Regions from separate parts of the Homo sapiens genome. Here region 2 is linked to region 1. A link is a contact called in ENCODE Hi-C or POLR2A ChIA-PET data. All regions are on one chromosome and are shown on one strand. Each heading gives the region's core, a stretch centred on a gene start or an enhancer-like site at or near the end of the contact. The rest is flanking DNA. Distances are from core to core; before and after follow the strand shown. Region 1 holds the start of GAREM1 (GRB2 associated regulator of MAPK1 subtype 1). Region 2 overlaps GAREM1 (GRB2 associated regulator of MAPK1 subtype 1).

What was found. Hi-C counts contacts between places; a loop is a spot of excess contacts on that map. ChIA-PET counts read pairs that join two places held with the same protein, here RNA polymerase II (POLR2A). Pooled maps may share reads with other maps.
Region 2: a loop to region 1 is called in a map of dorsolateral prefrontal cortex, with 2.8 times the contacts of the local background. The contact joins the enhancer-like site here to the promoter of GAREM1 in region 1. A Hi-C loop is called at or near these places in 13 of 168 maps with a recorded cell type or tissue (K562, MCF 10A, Right ventricle myocardium superior and 8 more) and 12 of 50 pooled maps. POLR2A ChIA-PET finds 5 or more read pairs at or near these places in 2 of 52 experiments (HEK293T and PC-9).

What each region holds. Positions count from the first base shown.
Region 1 is chr18:32,466,282-32,473,298 of GRCh38, forward strand. GAREM1 (GRB2 associated regulator of MAPK1 subtype 1) reads right to left here and starts at 4,601. Exons shown (of 6, transcript NM_001242409.2): 1 at 4,027-4,601. The coding sequence starts at 4,147. RefSeq lists a silencer at 4,356-4,875.
Region 2 is chr18:32,331,052-32,338,068 of GRCh38, forward strand. The region is part of intron 2 of GAREM1 (GRB2 associated regulator of MAPK1 subtype 1); the gene reads right to left. Among named protein-coding and RNA genes, the nearest start is that of GAREM1, 140 kb to the right of the region's middle. RefSeq lists an enhancer at 842-1,342. Within about 2 kb of position 2,865, at least 4 of the 41 ENCODE cell types and tissues checked have a DNase peak (open chromatin) inside an H3K27ac peak, as active enhancers do; they include dorsolateral prefrontal cortex, where a contact is called at or near this core.

The DNA.
Region 1 (7,017 bases), core at 3,351-5,850:
TAAGAATTTAAAGAGATAAAGAAAAGGTGTAAAATGTTTAACTTTCAAAAGATTGATTCTTGAATCTCATGAATTTTTAAACAAATGATATTAGAAATCAAATATATATTTTACTAGAGTTTTTAGAATGATGTAATACTTTAAAATATGAATAGTTACAATATGCTGAGAAATTACATCCCCTGCAAGCATTTAAACTTAGAATGAAAAGTTTTAGCATTTAACTGAAAAATGTGCTTAGGGACAGAGTTTCACCAAATCTTTTAGGAGGCATAGAAGCAAAAAGGTTGTAAGAATGCTACTCTAACACAAGCCTTCAGGGTCTATCCAAGATGAAATGAGGAGGAGAGAGAAAATGAACAATTTCCCACCCATCCAGTTTTGAGTGAGGATGGTTGGGGGTGGAGGATTAGTATTTTCTCCATCCTCTCCTTGGTCCTAAGCACATTTGCTGAACCCAGTTCTAAAGTCAACAGTTTATAAGACTGATGATCAATCAGTTTAAATATCTGATCTTAATTGCACTGCTGACTGGGCTTAGACCTCAGCTGATGAGATACATCTCATCAAATCTCCCAAGGAGAATTGCTAGAGTACCTTTCTCTGGGTTCTCCAGAAAAACTTGTGGGGCAACATTTATAAAGGCTCAATTATTTTGTATTTATCTTATCATACAAAGGCAAATTTCACCATCAAGGATGTAATATTGAACACATCTATCTACCTGGCACTTCAGGAGTGGCATGTATAATGCAAAGAATTGGAGAGTTCTTTATATATTGTGTAGTGAATATTCATTCTAAGGATGGCAAATGTCCTGAAGAGTCATCTCAACAGACACATCTACGTTACTAGGCCCTCAAACCCCAATGTTTTTTTTCTCCTGTTCTGTAACCTCTTCTTCCCCACTGCCTCTTGCCTCTTTTCAGCCACTCCTTTGGCAAGCAGAAAGTTGTATGTATGATGGATGAGGCCAGCACTTAATTTGGTGTCTACACTGTTTTTAAAATATTGACTTTCCAGTCCTCAAGCTCTCAGAGAGACAGTGAACCTATTTAGAGCAGATGTCAGAACAACTTCAACCCTTCTCTCCTTTAGTACCAGGAGGTAGCCCAGTTTGAGATAAGAGGTCAGTCTTCAGAGTCAGAAGGTTGGCTGGAAATTCCACTCCACCATTTACTAGGTACGAGTCTTCAGGCAAGTCAATTTTTCTGAATCTTAGGTTCCTGAAGTTCTTAAAAATTGTGTTGCTGAGGATTTGAGACAATACATATTATGCATCTAGAAATGTACCAGCCCATAGTAGGCTTCTGATAATCAATAGTTGTGAAATTAGATTTTTTAATGTTCTTTAAAAATTATTTAAAATTAGCCAATCATTTCCTCTTGGCATAATGTCAACTAGTGGCATGTTTTTCAATTTTGTTCTAGTCTCTTTAAAAACAAGTGATTTGAAAAATGACTATCTTTCATGTCTAAGTATAGGGTGGGCGTGTGCAGATGTAAAATGTACCTGCAGTACTAAAACTGGGGAAAAGGCAAACACAGGATGAGGACAACACAAAACTTAAGATTTCACCTATAACATTTATAAATATACCAGCATGTCCTCAACCTGTCCTAAACTGTGTGAAACATGTTTAAAAACATGCAAAGAATCTATGATTGACTCTTTTAAAGTCTACCCAAATTAAACTGCTATAACAACACTTTCCCCAATCAAATTAGAAGAGAATTTTTTGGTAAATACTTAATATTTTCAGGATGTGGGCAGACTGATACTATCACAATGCTCACGTTGGTGTAAACGAGGATTTCCTTTAGTCTCTAAAGCAATTTGACAATGTGTATCAAGGATTTTAATAGGACTGACATGCTTGTTCAGCAAAGTAGAAATACATTCTAACCAAAAAACTCCCAGATGTATGTACAACAGTATTCATTACATCACAATTTTTAATAGCACAAAATAATACAGCTTAATAATGTCCACAATAGGGGATGAAATTACTTGGCATAGCTTAGCCCATGGACTCTTTGGCAGCTATTAAAAATCATGTTGACAAAAATATTTAAATGAGATGGGATTGTTAAGTGAAAGAAGCAAGGTATAAAGCAGTATCTGGCAATGATTCCAAATTTGTATGTGCCACTATGATTCTCAAGCGGCAATAAGGAAATAAGAGAAATTTACAATGAAGAATTGGAATTACATATAGTGATCAAAATCCATTCCACAGCTTGAAAGGACACAGTGTTAAGACTTGCTACCCACGTCCTCATTTTAGAAAGAAGTGTGGGATGAGTACACTGCTGATTCAGATCCTTTTTATGAATGGCAGGGATAGAAAAGTGGGAAATAAAACTGAAAGTCATGTCGGAAAGTGAGATATTCCACCCCTTTAAACTTTCAGTTTAATGAAGCTTTTGAGTGGCTTTTACACCACATGCAGCAATGCTCTCTGCCTAGCTAGCAAATGTGGCAGTGTGCAGAGATGAGAGAAGGTAGGAAAAGGTAAGGACTCACAATCTGCCAATATACACAATTTTGGAGGAGGAAATGAAACGCTGTGAATACAAACACACACACCAGTTCAGGTCTGCAGATGCTATTTAAAGCACACAACATTTTCCCACCCCCACTCGAAGCAGAAACGCCTCAACACACCACCTGTGCGTCCCCCCCCCCCGCCCCCACCCCACCGCTTCAACAGCTACTGTGATCTGCACTTCATTACTAGTTTTAAAACTTCCAGCTTATTCCCAATGCACCCTACTACTACCAACAATCAAACGAGGATAGCAAGCAAGCCAAGATTGTTTTCCAGCCTTCACGAACTTTCCTGCATCTATTTTTCACATCAGATATACAAATGTCTAATCAAACCCCACAGATAAGAAACAGAATAAAAACTCCTTTGTGTATGTATACATCTCACGTTACCCACTCTTCTACCCCAGGAAACAAGGAGTAACCCTAGTGCCTGTGACTCGAAATGACATCTTTCTGCTTAGTGTTCTTCTGACCTGGCCTGTGTAGTCACAGCTCTGCCTGCCTGCCAGCCTGGGCCCGTGTACTTCCACAGCTGCCCCACAGCAGGGCAGGCTTCTTTCTGCAAACAGTCTAAAATCGCATGACGCCAAAGCCCACTGAAGTTATGATGAAAACAAGAGAAGACCAAACACACCTAAATTGCCACCTTACGTGTCATCACTCTCCAACTGAAAGGTGTCTACTTGCTTGACAGTATGCGCAACTATGTGTTTGCAGCTGTCACACCGCAGAATAAACAGTTGGAGGAAGGAGTTGGGTGGGTTTCTGGTGGTCAGTTTCAGGAAATACACCCTTCTTAGTTCTGAGCTCAGGTTCCGAATCAATACGTTTTGGAGACTTATTTTTTTTTCCAGACTGGAAATGCGCTAAACCTAATAGTTAACCTTAAGCATGCCATCACTTCTGCTGAAAACATTTTCTACACACAGCCCCAAATTACTTTCAGTTGGGTTAAACAAAACAGACAAGCTGTAATACAAGGTCTCTGAGAAATGTGATCCTTTTCAATGGTCACCCAGGAGCTTTTCCTTTAAATCTGTTTGGCGGGGGATGGGGGAGATAGGGAGGAGAGCACCCAAATTAAGATGCCACCCGGAGCACAATGATATTCTCAAGAAAGTTGCCTAAGATAACTCTTCAGGGTTTCCCTGGTTGAGTAATTCTTGCAGGAGGGTGGGGAGGGATATCTGGCGTCCAAGATTACGATCTGCAGAGGTCTCCCTATGTTGACTTTTTTTTTAGGGCGTCCTTTTTAATTATACTGCAAGGACTCTGATTTCCACCTCCTTGTCTGCTGCTGGGGGGAGTTGAGAGCAACGCGCCAGGGCTGCGGCAGCCGCTCGGGCCAACTCCGGCGCTCAGGGGCGGGCAGCCCACTCCCCGCGGGTCCCACCCTCTCCAGCACACGCGCGCACACCCGCGTGGAGACGGCTGTCCTCGCCCGTCTGCCCCGCGCCCCAGCTGGGACTCACCGTTGTCCAGGCGCGCGATCTGGGGCAGCCGGTAAGTGCTGACCAGGAGGTCGAGCGGCACGGCCACCGAGCTCCACTTCACATCCTTGAGGCTGCAGCCCAGCGAGGGCGCCGGGTCCATCTTCCCCGAAGCCTCCTGTCCCGCGCTCCCCCGCCGCCGCCACCGGCACCACCCGCGCCTCGGCGGCCGCCGCTGCTCGCGCTCGCGGTCTGGGGCGCGCGGGAGGCGCCGGGCAGCTCCGGCCGCGGGCAGCCGGGGGGGCGCGGCGACTGGGGCGGCCCGGAGGGAGGGGGCCGGCGCCCGGCTCAGCTGCCGCTGCGGGGCATGGCTGGGGCGCCCCGCGTGCCCTCACGCCCGGAGAAGACTCAGAGCAGCCGCGCGGCTGCGGGCGGCGGCGGCGGCCCGGGTGGCTGCGGCGGCTCCCGCTCCGCCTCCTCCTCTGGCCCTGGGTCTGCAGCTGCGGCGGCCGCCCGCTCGCCTCCTCCTCCTCTTACCCCTCCTTCCCTCCGCCTCGAGCGTGTGAGGAGGAGCCGCGGGTCTGAGAAACGCCATAGCAGCGCTCCCAGCACTGACTAATCAACAAGGTGCGAGCAACGCCTGCGCAGCTCTGGGAGACACCGCCTCCGCCTCCCAGGCGCCGCCCGCTCCGCCCCCAGCTCGGCCTCCGCCTCCCGCAGCTCCCGCGGCCCGGCAGGCTCGCGTCAGCTCCCCGGCCGGGGCCGCCAGCGCCCGCGGCTCGGCGCGCTCCGCAAGCTTTAGCTCTCGCTCCCCCGTCCGACCACTCGGGCGCCCTGCAGTCTCGCCGGGTGCTGCTGCGCGCCCCGGCTCCTTCCCCGCCCAGGCCCGTCCCCGGAGCCCGGGAATTGCCGAGCGAGCTCAGGTATCGCTCCCTGAGTCGTGGTGTCGGGCACCGTCCGCCTCCACTCCCATCCTGGCAATGCGGTGGCTAAATACAAGGCACAAAAGATACCTTTAGTGGCGCTCCCTCTTGCTTCCCGGTGACCCAGACTTTGGTCAGAAGAGTACCACAGCCCAACGGGGCTGCGGACGGCAGGCGTGGAGCACGCCTTGGCGTTTCCCCTCAACCCTACTCCTCTACCATCGGAGCTGGAAATGACTCCCAACAGTCTCAGCTTTGGCTACTAGATAAGATAAAAAGGGCAAAGCACCGAAAAGCGGAAAGGTGGTGGGTGATGAGTACCCACATACAGGAAGGTGGCCATTCGGTCTAGGACCTTCACTGAGTGAACGAGCTGCTGGAGGCGACGGGAGTTGATGAGGCCACCAAACACCGTAGACACGGAGATGGGAAGGGAAAACTAGGTTACTGGGAGGCTGCTGGGGTCAGCTGTTCTCACCCGCTTTTCCCATTCAGTTCTCTTCTCATCTTAAAGGTTGGGATCATTCTCGTTTTCTAGGTATATGTACCAAGACATTAGGTAGTTTGGCAAGATTTTATAACTCGTAGATGGCCGTGCTGGGATTCAAACCTACAGTTTGCTTTGCATGATCAATCATTCTCTGTCTCTCCCGATGTTTGACACGGCCTGCTCACTGTGGACAGAGCTCAGAATATAAAGGTGGCATGTCCTGCCTTGTATGCTAATCTGCTTTCTTTCTTTCTGTCTTTCTTTCTCTTTCTTTCGCTTGCTTAACATTTTGTTAAAATAGCAGAGGTGAGTGGTTGCTAAGGTTGCGTATCTGCTCTGTTTTCAACACGTATTCAATGTTCAGTGCTTGATAAGGTACAGCAAGTACCCGCTTCGCCAGCCCAAGGGGACTTGAAAACATCCCGCTGCCTTTTCGTGGCCTGGCTTAAAAGGTCTGTGCTAATAAACCACTCCATTAACATTTGAAGAAAAACACAGATTCTTCTACACCCACCTTCCTGATCCTCTCACTTTGAAGCATTAGCGATAATTTTCACAAAATTCATCTGAAAGTTTTGACCTTTGGGTCATTCACATTGATTTTTTGAAAAAGTCTTGGAAAAAAGTGGGAAGTATTTTACTATAGAGTGTATGCAGAATCAGAAGTCCATAAAGTTCTAAGAATTGCTCACATAGAGTGTTTCGGCCGGGCGCGGTGGCTCACGCCTGTAATCCCAGCACTTTGGGAGGCCGAGGCGGGCGGATCACCTGAGGTCAGGAGTTTGAGACCAGCTTGGCCAACGTGGTGAAACCCCGTCTCCCGTCTCTACTAAAAATACAGAAAGTTAGCCGGGCGTGGGGGCAGGTGCCTGTAATCCCAGCTACTCAGGAGGCTGAGGCAGGAGAATCGCTTGAACCCGGGAGGCGGAGGTTGCAGTGAGCCGAGATCGTGCCATTGCACGCTGGCCTGGGCAACAAGAGCGAAACTCTGTCTGAAAAAAAAAAGTTTCAAAACTTTAAAGATTTAAGTGCCAGCTAATTTCTTTTTCTGAATAATTAATCACTTCTGGAAATAAAGCTCAGAATCCAAAAATGACATAGGAAACATCTAAGATTGGGCAGGGTCAAGGGTCTTTCAACCTGTAAGTAGATCCTAAACCCTTATATGGTAGGCTGATTTTTAAAAAAATGACTTTGTTACTTTTATATTCTCTTTAAAAGCTTCAGAGAATAAGAGAAGTAGTTTCCTCTCACAAAAGGACTGGTGACTTTTGACCTAAAGACAAGATAAAAAGTAAAAAGATTAATGTAATCAACTTTTTAAAAATCAATAAAGGACTTACATTAGATCTGTTATTGCTGACCTTGCAGAAAAGGTTTTATTTCAATCTTGAGTATTAAAAGGAAGAAATTTTAGTGAGCTGCAAATTCTTAGTAAGTTTCATGTCCTGGAAGAACTCTTACAGAAGGATTTTATTTGTGAGATGGAGAGTTTTGGTTAAACTGCCGAAAACAAAAACAAAAAGCAGTTGAGAGGGGTAATCTTTCAGTCTGGCTGAACTGTACTTCCAAACATGTTTCTTAAGGTTGTTGGAACAATGCAAACTGTGTATACAAAAG
Region 2 (7,017 bases), core at 1,615-4,114, 140 kb before region 1:
CTCTGATCATTTCTAGAAAACTGACATCATAGATAATTATAGGTTTTTTTCCCTCTTTAATTCTATTATATTCTATTATTATTCCTTTGGTGGGTAGCAACAGTTTAAAATTTCAAAAACATTTCTCCCTCATACTTAAAAACCCGACAAAAAATGGGTTTGGAGTTATACCCTTTCTTAAACTGTACTCCCTACTAATGGGAACCTCACAACTGGTGTCAGAGGCTGTGAAGAGTTTAACATTTCTCTACATATACTATGAATTCCTAAGCAGATCAAGATGAAATTATTAGCCATATGGAAGGAGGTAAAAACTACTAAAATAGCTTTCAGCGATTTATCCAAATGTATATTAAACTGTTAAATGTTAACACTATGTAAAAACACATATGTGGGCAAAATAGTGGACTTACTATCTCAGTGTGGAAGCAAAATATTAATCCTGTATATGACATAAGAAAATAAGGCAACACATAGTACAGTTCTACAGCAGTCACATACACTAGTAGTTTTCAAGCACTAGTATACCTCAAAATCACCCAGAAGACCGTGAAAACAGATTGCTGGGCCTCACCGTGTCTGATTCAGAAGGTGTCGGATGGGGATCAAGAACGCATCTATAACAAGTTCCCAGGTGACAAGGTTCCCCTTTGAGAACTCCTGGCCTAAATAATAAGAGGAGGGACAGGTCACAATTGTATTGTTAGAACAGAGAAGAAACTGGGATATGAGAGAGGTCTGGGGGTGGGTTGGGCTTTGGGTCATTAAAAGAAGGTGAAGGGGAAAGAGTGAGGAGAGAAACACTGCGAGTGGTGACAACATCTGGGCGCAGGCAGAGCCATGGGTGGGAAGGACGCACGGCAGGGACAGACTGACAGGGCTGGTGACCCAGGGGACGGGAAAAGGCATTGGTCTTTTCCCTCCTCCCTTGTAGACATCACAGAACTGACTGTGTCCTTTCGTACAGGAAGGGTGAAGAGAGTATCATCTAGGATGCTTGACAGAGGCAACTCACTTGGGGCATTTGTGGTTGGGGACTTGCGTCCTCTTCCTCTTTTATCCTCCCTTTTTGGAGTGCTAAGACTTTCTGGTGTGCCTTCCTTTGGGATACAGTTTTGGCTCTGCTCAGAGGAGTGAGAAATACATGGCTTAGTGTAGTCTTTGCCTACCAGGTTTTAAGAGAGTAATGGCGGGGCCGGGAAGAGCGCATTGTGCTCTGAGCAGCTTGGGTCTGAGGTCCTGAATGCTGGTGTTCATTCGCTCAGTGGATGCGGTGTTTACTGCACAGAGGCACGCCATGTAACACACCAGAGACGCAGCCCAGCCCCCATGCTCACATGGGGGGGTTGGAGATATACACTTTCTACAACCAGTTTTGCAGCTAAGATTTAATTGACACAGCAGTTAAGTGCTACGGAAGGGTGGCATGCAGAAGCTGTCATTGGTAGGGGCATTTGGCACTGGTGTGGCCTTCCTTCTACCTGAGGAACTGTAAGTGCAGCGTGGCAGCTGGACAAGGAGGGCTGTGGAGGCAGCAGTTCAATCCTATCAGTCCTCTGCTCTCAGCACTTCAGTAGCTGAGTCCCACTCTCCTTCAGCCTCCCTGCCTATCACCAAGCCCACCACACTGTCCCTGCTGTGTCTCCTACCACACCATCTGACGGGACACTGTCGGGATTAAACGTAGTAAACCTAGAGAAGAGTTCAGTGCAGTGCTTGGCACTTGAGGCTTCAGAGATGGAACCTGTTGTTTCTAAGCTCTTAAAGCTGGTCCCTCCTGTCTGTGCCCCAGAAGCCTGTGTGGACTCTTTCCTGAAAACGATGGCATGACAGAGAGAGAGTATCAGTGGCCAATATAGTGGCCTAGGACATGGATTGAAATGACAATGACAAAAATAGACACAGGAGAGGAGAGGAGGGTGCCGTTAGGGGAGAATTTTTTTTTTTTCTTTAGAGAAGCTGAGGCTGAGATGATGATAAAATAAAAAAGTAGAAATGTATTCAGTAGGCTGCTGAACTTTGGAATGGGAGTTGATTAAATAGTGAGACCTACAGGAGATGACAGGGAAGCCAGGAGGGTTAGGTTTTCTGTGGAGATGATGAGAGGGAAAAGAAAGAGAGAGACATTAAGAGGAGGGAAGAAGAGGGATAGAGGAGGAGGAGGAGGTGGAAGAGAGACAAGGAAGGGGAGTGGAGAGGGGGAGGGGGAACAGGCACTGAATCTTCACGTCAACATAGTGGATGGACCAAAAAAAGAGAAAATGAACAGCAGACAGAAAGCTGGGAGAATGGAATGTTAGGGAGAGTGGGAAGAGGAGTCCCAAGGAGAGTTCTCACTAGTGTCTGGGGCTACAGAGGGCCAAGGAGCAGACAAGGGAAAGACCATGGGTCTGATGGTGAGAAGCTGTTATGTCAGAAGCCAAGTTTCAAGGGCAAGTGCCAAAAGAGAAGATTGAGGCCCCTTGTAGGCACTGCTGCAATCCAGTATTCCAAGTCAGAACTACAGGAGTTCTTGAGTAGTTTGTATAACTTCCTGAGCCAGTATACAAACTCCAATAAAGTGGAAACCTCACCCACTCTTTTTAATTCAAAGGAGCCTCCAATGCTGCAAGGCTGTGTGATTTCCTGTGAAGAGGTGGCTCCATGGCAATAGATCTCATCCTCTACAACATTAGCTGCTCTGAATGCTCTTCCTGGGCTGACAATGACGCTCAACCTGATTGCATTTGGTATTTTTTTTCCTCCTCAGTTTTGGAAATAACCTCTAGGTGCTTATCATTGGTGTCAACAATGGGAGCAGGAGCAGCTGTGTCCAGCATGGAGTCAAGACTCAGGTCGCTACACAGGCCGGTGTGCGGTCCGCAGAGTGAAGAGAGAAGTCTATTTGTTCCACCTAAGCAGGAAAGCCACAACCACACAGGCCAGCCCCTAGATGGCTCCGGAGGATGATTCAGGGCAGGATCTGTCAGGGATGCTGAGACCATATTGTGCACTGAGCAGTTAGGAACATTGTGACATTGCAGTCGGAAAGAAGCTGGTGTCCCGAGAGAGAGAAAGAGCAGAAACCCACACAAACTGTAACCCAGCCAGATACTTCAATTCCCAATCTAACTTAGCCACTTTCCCATCAGAAAAATCTATAGGAGAAGAGAGAGCTTTATAGAAGACTTAATCACACCCCGAGGGGGGCACATTTTCCAGGCAGTTCGGATGTGCGACGAGAAAGCCCAGAGGTATATTTAGATTCTACCGGCAACAGCTTTAAAACACACGACACCCCGAGATGTCAAGATTGTTATTTTTGTGGAAATAAAACCTGCTGCCAAGTTTTTATTTACCAAAACTTCTCACCTTACAGGAAAAATAGGAAAGTGCAAATACTCTTAAACAGTCACAGGGAGTGGGGGGAGGATGGACAAGCGAAAGCCAGGAGGGTCTTAATATTTTTCTAGTCCAAGGAACAGATGCAGAGGGAGGCTCCGGCTTTATGCAGCAAAAGATATTTCCCCCGAGTGGGGTTCCACATGGAAGCGGAGGAACAGGAGATAGTAAAAGATGGTGTACTTTTGAGGGGCACAGGCAGTCCTGACACGGCATAACCTATTCCCTGTGTTTTTGCTGGTTTTAAAGGTTTCTTGTCAATGTTAACTTTGACAAAAATTAAGGATATCCTAATTTTGTCTACCTCTCTTGAGCTAAACACAGAAATACAACCTCCGATAGATCACTTCTCTGCCCTTACCCAGTGAAAATCCCATGATTCCATTTCCCTCTTCTTGGTAGAAGTGGGAAACAGGTTTGGGTACGAGATATGTGGGCACCCTCAGGAGAGTTGACAAAAATATCTAGACACCTCTGCCAGAAGGAGGTGGCTGATACTACCCTCTCTTTGCTGGCGAATGCCCACTCAGACTGGGAGCTTTGAGGACCGCTCTTTCCGCCCACTCCTTCCTTCCTCCTCAAATATAGCCACCTTCCCCCACTGCCAATTTTCAAATCGGCACAATGATTAATGACCCAGGCAAGAACTTAATTTCCTGTCCAGTAGTCCAAGGCTGATTTCCAATAAAAGAACTCACTCAAGGCAACGATTTCCTCTCTACAGCCTCTAATCTTTTATTCAATTGTGGGCATTCTTCTCTCTCAGTGTGAAAGCTGAATCAATTTTTGAACTTCTATTTGGCGAATATTCCAAAGAATCATAGAATGCTAACGCTGGAACAGACCTTAAAGGCAATGTAATTCACCCTCCTCTTTTCTTGCAGTTCAAACAGGCCTTAAGTTGGAGGCTTTGACTCACACGGTTCTGTGTGCACATGGTCAAGCTGCAAGTGAAGAGGGAATTACTCTCGTTAAAGGACACAGCTTGGGTCCTTACTGGTCTCATTATGGAGTTACCTTTAATGAAACAGTCCATTTTGAACTGGGAGCTAATCACCATGGGAGAATATTTCTGCAATTATGGGCTCCAGCAAAACACAAACAAAACAGGTGTCAGTGAAACCCTTTGGACAGAGCAATGCAATTACTATGTTCAATTACCTCAGGACTCCTTCAATACCCACTGCAGATTTAATGAGTTGTCCTGATTTGAACTACATGTATCCATCTCTTGTATTTATTTCTCAGAAATGCTTGATAGATAACTCCACTGCTTTCTGTGAAATTAATTCTGAAAAGCACAGGTTTCTAAACAAGATGCTAATGACTGCATAATATAATACCTTCTTTAGATGCATGATTTCCTGTAGACAATTCTAGTTGCAATTCAGGAAATGCTTTCTGGGTTGATGCTTAATTGATCTGAAGTTCACAAGTGAGGGATGCAAATGGCAAGCAATGGGTTGGGCTGATGGTGGGCTGTGGAAGAGCAGAGTGACCATGGGAGCAACGGAGTGCACTGTAAGCAGCGAACGCTGACACTACCAGAAAGAGTAATGGGCATGAGGTTCAAAGACGCTAGTTTGTGTCCAGCTCTATTTATTATTAGCTGTGTGCCCTTCCCCAAGTAATGTATTCTTTTTTGAGGATCGGTTTCGTTATCTGTAAACAAACAATAATTAAGGCCTGCCGGGATGTTATAAAAACCATACAGTAGGCCGGGCACGGTGGCTCACACCTGTAATCCTAGCACTTTGGGAGGCCGAGACGGGCGGATCATGAGGTCAGGAGATCGAGACCATCCTGGCTAAAACGGTGAAACCCTATCTCTACTAAAAATACAAAAAATTAGCCGGCCGTGGTGGTGGGTGCCTGTGGTCCCAGCTACTCGGGATGCTGAGGCAGGAGAATGGCGTGAACCCGGGAGGTGGAGCTTGCAGTGAGCGAAGATCGCGCCACTGCACTCCAGCCTGGGCAACAGAGCGAGACTCCGTCTCAAAAAAAAAAAAAAAAAAAAATCATACAGTATATATGAAAGCAGCAATCACAGTGCCCAGCAAATACTGGTGCTCTATAAGTACTTACCAAATTTAAACATCTTAATTCCCTCATGCTGTACTTTCTTCTGGATTGAAACATCTCAATTGTCATAAAAATGTAAATACAGGGATTTATACAATTATTGAAGTCTGCATATAGCGAGGCTGGGCACCAACAAAAGTTAAATCTACATCAGTTCTGACCTATTTATTCCCCACTCAAACACTCTGATGGATGAAAAGTTAAATATGGATCATAAACAGCCACTGAACTTAACAGTATCAACCTGAAATGAAGTGCAGCTTGAATCGGAACAAGCATGGGCCTTAGACCAGATGGGCTCCACTTACCAGCCCTTCGGTAAAACTAAAACTACTTGAAAACTTAAAACTACCCTGAAACTTACCTTCCTGACTTCACAGGTTGTTACGAGGATTAAATAATATTAGTGGCTGTCTGTAAAACAGCACAATTCCTGGCTCAAAGTAGGTGACAGAAAATGGTGACTGCTAAAACTATACAGTCTAGGGGTCCTTAAGTAAATGCCATTCCTCTGTTTTTGCTTATTTTATAACATCAGCTCTTCTACCAACTGCAGATTTGTTGTGAAAACCCAATGAGAGACTCTAGGGAGATATTCAAAACCATACAGAATTAGACATGGGCACCTGTATATTCAAGGCACAAATACATTGGGAAATCAATTCCTGGAAAATATTTACTTTTTAATGGCCTGGTTATGGCTCCAGAAGGTTTGAAATGGTGCCAGAATTGGGACTAACAGAGCCATATGCAATTTTCTTGTGAAAGACCAATTGGAGCTTTGGCCACACACTTAAACGTCATCCTGGCAAAACAAAGCAGATGAAACTATCTGATGAAGCCAGGACAATTCTTTGAAAAGTTACAATATGTACGTAAGTGGGGTGAGTGAATACACATTTTAGGACACTACGATTTAGTATATGGCCCACAAGCTTGAAACTGATAACTCGGTAATTCTGTGCGCTATTACCCGGCTTATCCACTTAAAAGTGAGACTGCTGCCTGAGGCTTACGGCTTCCCATCTGCATTAGTCATAGGAAAGAAGGACAAGCTCTGCTGCCATTACCTTTGAGATCTAAATGATCTTAGGCAGAATGCAGAATATTCAAAACTAAGATCTTTACCACATTTGATATGACAATGAGTAAGTGATACGAACTTTCACAGTGGCCAAGAGCTAAGGAGCCAGAAGGTGTTTCCAATGGCTATAGGATATCTCAGTAAGACCTTGTTTTCTACTCAAAACTCAATTTGTGCTGCAAGCTCTTCCAGCCTAAAATTAGTGGGTGGTTTTCTCAATCATCGCCCGGAGAACTCAGCCAGTCTGCCACTCGTAACTTGGACAGCATTTCTACCTTAACCGGCTCTCTCAGAGACAGTATTTTGAACTTCCTTGGTTGAATGCAAAACACATTCGCTAACTAACCAAACAAACTGGAAGGAGGCATACCACAAGACCCAAACCCGACAGACTCAATGACTGTGAAAACACCCTCTCAAAGGCATGGGGCAGCGAGGAGGTGACCTGAGTGAGTGAAAGAGGTGGTTTC